2 separate regions of the Homo sapiens genome follow, and region 1 is linked to region 2. A link is an interaction called in ENCODE POLR2A ChIA-PET data of the cell type or tissue named here. Cell type or tissue: PC-9. All regions are shown on one strand. Region 1 overlaps MCF2L (MCF.2 cell line derived transforming sequence like). Region 2 overlaps ADPRHL1 (ADP-ribosylhydrolase like 1).

Region 1 (2,500 bases), 360 kb after region 2:
CACCCAAACACACAGCACCCACTCAGCGCCGAAACACTCAGCACCCAAACACTCAGCACCCAAACACACAGCACCCACTCAGCACCCACTCAGCGCCGAAACACTCAGCACCCACTCAGCACCCAAACACACAGCACCCACTCAGCACCCACTCAGCGCCGAAACACTCAGCACCCAAACACACAGCACCTAAACACTCAGCACCCAAACACACAGCACCCAAACACTCAGTGCCAAAACACTCAGCACCCAAACACACAGCACCCACTCAGCGCCGAAACACTCAGCACCCACTCAGCACCCAAACACACAGCACCTAAACACTCAGCACCCAAACACTCCGCACCCACACAGCACCCAACCACTCAGCACCCAAACACACAGCACCCAAACACTCAGCACTCACTCAGCGCCAAAACACTCAGCACCCAAACACACAGCACGCAAACACTCAGCGCCCACTCAGTGCCCACTCAGCACCCAAACACACAGCACCCACTCAGCACCCACTCAGCGCCGAAACACTCAGCACCCAAACACTCAGCACCCAAACACACAGCACCCACTCAGCGCCGAAACACTCAGCACCCAAACACACAGCACCCACTCAGTGCCAAAACACTCAGCACCCAAACACACAGCACCTAAACACTCAGCACCCAAACACTCCACACCCACACAGCACCGAAACACTCAGCACCCAAACACACAGCACCCAAACACTCAGCACCCAAACACACAGCACCCAAACACTCAGCACCCAAACATGGACCAGGTCACCTGCCTTGTAGGAATTAAAACCAGAGATGTGCCCCTGCCCCTTGTGCATAAACTAAGGGCTCGGTCACTGGGCGGCTGCCCTCCCCGTCCAGGGCAGGTGGACAATGTCCTGTCACTGGGTGGACACTGCACACCTTTCCCACAGGACCCCTCCCATGGAGACCTCTGCTTCATCTGCATTGCGTGGGGAGGGCAGGGACCACGGCCCTCAGTGGCCGGCACACTTGGCAGGTCCTCTGCGGGTGTCTGCTGCGGAGTGGATGAGGGAGGGGAGGCTGATGGCTTCCGGGGGACTCTCCTGTCTCCGCTGCTCTCCACACCCATTCTCTCCAGCCTCGGCCCCCAGGGAAGTGCTCTGGAGGGGCCCTGCATCTGCGCCCTCTCTGCCCCACCATCTCACACGACGCCTGGACATAGACTAAGGCCACAGCCATTCACCTTCTGCAGGGAGCACGTGTGGGTAAGATGCTGTGACGGACAGGCTGAATTACAAGCAGGGAATCGTGAGCTGAGCATCTGCCAGGAGTGTGATCCTGGTGGACGAGGCGCCTGGGCAGTCCTCCTTCGAGAAGCAAGCCCCAAAGAGTGGGACGCCCCAGGGCAGATTCTGTGTCTCAGCAAGGGGCGGACTGAAAATCCCTCACACTGCTGTGAAATTGGACACCACTATTTACGGAAAACCAGTCTTTTTCTGATGGTGCGATGAATCACGCTCTTCTACGTTTCACTGTCGTTTTTATCACCTGGATCTTTAAGGACAAGCTGAGAGCCTGAAGCTCAGAGATGAAGCCAGGTGTGTGTGTGTGTGTGTGTGTGTGTGTGTGTGTGTGTGTGTGTGTGTGTGTGTGTGTGTGTGGCGGGGGGGGGGGTCCACGTCTCCAGCAGGTGCAACTATTTGCCCCTAAAGCCTCTGGGAGTGAAGCATACCCCTGCAGCAAGGCTGGTCCCTGAGGCTCTGCCAGCATCAAACATGACCCCCTCTTCCTTGGCTCAGTTTTAGGGTTTCGTATTTTAAGTTATTGGATCATTATATTAAATAGAATAAATTGGAAGATCCTAGCTGAGTGAGAAGGTGCTAACGATGTACACAAACACATACTTTGAATAAATATAACAGCAAATAAAATTTTCTCTGAATTGGAGTTGACCGTTTGTATTAAAAGCTGGGGAAAGTTCTAAAATAAAAACTTTATTTTAAAAGATGGGGGTAAGTATAAATGGTAACTGGATGAAGAATTTGGGATGGAGGCTGTCAAGTCTTTTTGTAAATTACTCAACAGTAAAGTAATCCTATAGGTTTCTATCTAACATGAAAACAATATTGCTCATTTTCTGGGCTGACCTGGATGAACTTAGGAACAGATATGTGTGATGACCACAGCACTGTAGTCTGGAGATAGAAAAAGAGTTCACTGGTTTCTGAGTTAATATTCTTAGAGACTCAGAAAACAATCGCTGCATGTATTTACCAATGCAGCTAAAGCAACAGGACATGCTGGGAACTTTGTAGAACTGGGTACTTTGGGGAACCCTGTTTGAAAAACCCTCCCCAAGTTCAAATCACCTTCCTTAAGGTCTGCTCCAAGCCACACCTATCCAGCTTGACATTATATATTTAATTTCAGAGCAACTGAAACCTCACCAACTACATTTGTCTGACAGTAGCCAAACAGTAAACACAAGTTTATATAAAAAATATGCATTTGAAAGTTTGTTTGTG
Region 2 (2,500 bases):
CCACTGCAGTCCAGCCTGGGCGACAGAGCAAGACTCCGTCCCAAAAAAAAAGCAAATTATAGTGCTGTGACAGTAGTCACCCGGGATGTGCCAGCAGCAGCAGCACACGCTGAGCTGGGGGCTCCCAGAATCCCCCAACCAGTGAAACCCAGAGCACAGAACATGCTGAGCCGGGAGTAGACCCCGGAAGAAGGAACCACCCGCAGGTTCAAGGAACCCAAAGACAGCAGCACCTCTGGGGCTACCACGAGGGGCGGGGACCAGAGAGGGTGAGCGCAATAGTGGGCGGTGGGCGCAGGACTTTGTGACGAGAAGGGGCAGCCCAGGGGAATGGCAGGACAGCAGGGAGCAGGGGAGTGGCCAGGCCAGACCCAGGGAGGAACTTGGTTAATGATGATTGCAAAACACAAAGGCTCTGTGAAGGGGGCTGTGGAAACCCCTCTCGCTCCCGCCAAGGGCGTCATCCTGAACCGCGGACGCCTCCGACAGCCACAGGTCCATGGCTGAGGACACCTCAGCAAGGCGGGGCTCACCCCAAAGAGGACTTTGTAGCTCTGGCCGAATCCCCTAATCCTCAGCCAATAAACCCAGAAGAGCATCCTGATCTCTGTGAGTGAAAACGTGTCTCAGATGATCACGCTGCGGGGTGAAAGCCGGCTGTGACAGCTGAAGAGCTGGACCGGGTGGCCAAGTACGTCCTCCACGCTCACCGCTGGTTGCTGGCCAGGTCTTGATGACACGCTGACCTCATAAGTGGTTACAGACTTAGATGTGCGGTGGAAGAGCTAAACTGGATTTTGAGCCACTATGACTCATAAGGAGGACATGCAGCTAGTCCAACCTATGAGGATCCACTGACATGGCCCCACCACCCAGAACAGACGCTCAGCCTCGACAAGGGGCTCCGAGTGTGGGGAGTGGTCCCGTCACCAAGCTGCCCACCACCTGAGGCCAGGGCAATGGGAATTTAGAAATCAGCCTGGAGCTCCATTACTCTCTTCATCCAAGCTCGCCTCCTAACAAGGCAGGAGGATGAGCTGGTTTAATTCCAGCTCTGTTTTTCATCTTTCTATTTGGACGGTGGGGCTCAGAAGCCATCAGCGAGGGATGTGGGAAGGGGCGGATTGACGTCACACGTGGCTGAGCCTGGTGGCCTTTATTCAGATGATCAGAATGTCCCCACCACAAGCAGTCAGCATGGTTCAGTCATCCGAATGACTCACCTGCAAAGTCATTAAGACAACTGAAATGCCCAGAGCGGGGACAAAACGTGTGACAGGCTCTGAGAAGTTCAGCCTCCTGGGGTGAAGGGAGCGCAGCCCTCCACGGGCCGCCAAGTCATAGCAGAGGGGACGTGTCCAGAGACGCCCGGCGGAAGGCAGGTAGGGCCGCTGACCCTTCGCTGGGGGTGCAGCCTTCAGAGGGAGCACAATGCCCCCAGGCTGGTCCCCCAACCCCGAGGTCGGCCTGCTCCTCTGCCCTCCCCATCCCCACGGCGCAGTTGAGGGTGCGCCTGTCGACTCTGGGTTCAGGGGGGTGTGGGCGGCCTCTGGCTGGGGCAGTTCTGGGGCCGCCCGGGATCACTTTACCAGCCATAGGGACACAGCGGCTCCTTCCTGGGTGGGCTCCAATGACTCAGAACGAGGGCGTGCCTGGCAGCAGGACGCACAGCTGCTCCTTGGATTAGTTTATTTTTACAGTCGTCCCAGCTCGCAGCACACTGTGGCCTTGCAGCAGGTTCCGAGTTTAGTTTTCGTGTAAATGTCTCATCCTTGGCAGGTTTGGAAGGAGCGCCGTCTGCCTCAGTGGTTCCGAGTGGGGTCCCCGGACCAGCGGCCTCGGAATCACCAGGGACTCGTTAAAATGCAGATTCCCAGGCCCCTCCCCAGACCGTGGATCAGAGGCGTTGGTGGTGCGGCCCCAAAATCCGGGTCTCAGCAAGGCCTCTTGATCCACTGATGCCCACCGGGGTTTGGGGGCGAACGGCACACTCTCTCCACGTGAACTCACTGAACCGGGCGAGGGAGGCGTCTCGGGAAGGTGGGGGAAGCGGAGTCCTGTGTTCCATCTGCGGCCCTGCCACTCCTCCGTGTGGGGTCCGTCCTGGCCCTGGGTCATCGCGTGCCCACGGCAACACGGCTACGTGGTCATGTGGTCAGCCGCTGTCACCTCCTCCATCAGGGCTGCTTGGCAACAGCTTTTAACAAGGAAATCCATCCATGGCTTCAAAACAGAGCTCTCTCTTTTGGAAAAATGCAGACAAACACAAAAAGAGAAGTATGTTCACACATTTCCTTCCGGTCTCTTTTCAGCCTGCTCAGCTTCTTCCTTTTTTTTTTTTTTTTTTTTGAGACGGAGTCTCGCTCTGTCGCTCAGGCTGGAGTGCAGTGGTGCGATCTCGGCTCACTGCAAGCTCTGCCTCCTGGGTTCACGCCATTCGCCTGCCTCAGCCTCCCAAGTAGCTGGGACTACAGGCGCCCGCCACCACGCCCGGCTGATT

Evidence for each region. ChIA-PET counts read pairs that join two places held together with the same protein. Peaks named below come from ENCODE experiments on the same cell type or tissue, not always from the same donor. Only the 100,000 strongest peaks of a DNase experiment are listed, where the experiment ranks them.
Region 1: POLR2A ChIA-PET joins it to region 2 with 12 read pairs; 1 of 35 experiments calls an interaction of 5 or more read pairs at or near these places.

The regions. Positions count from the first base shown.
Region 1 is chr13:113,054,519-113,057,018 of GRCh38, reverse strand. The region is part of intron 4 of MCF2L (MCF.2 cell line derived transforming sequence like); the gene reads right to left. Among named protein-coding and RNA genes, the nearest start is that of F7, 50 kb to the left of the region's middle. In PC-9, no CTCF peak of the experiment used is centred here; a DNase peak (open chromatin) is centred at 1,448.
Region 2 is chr13:113,409,738-113,412,237 of GRCh38, reverse strand. The region is part of intron 7 of ADPRHL1 (ADP-ribosylhydrolase like 1); the gene reads left to right. Among named protein-coding and RNA genes, the nearest start is that of ADPRHL1, 42 kb to the left of the region's middle. RefSeq lists enhancers at 628-1,827, 1,537-2,072. In PC-9, no CTCF peak of the experiment used is centred here; DNase peaks (open chromatin) are centred at 767 and 1,217; H3K4me3 peaks cover 1,256 bases; H3K27ac peaks cover 946 bases.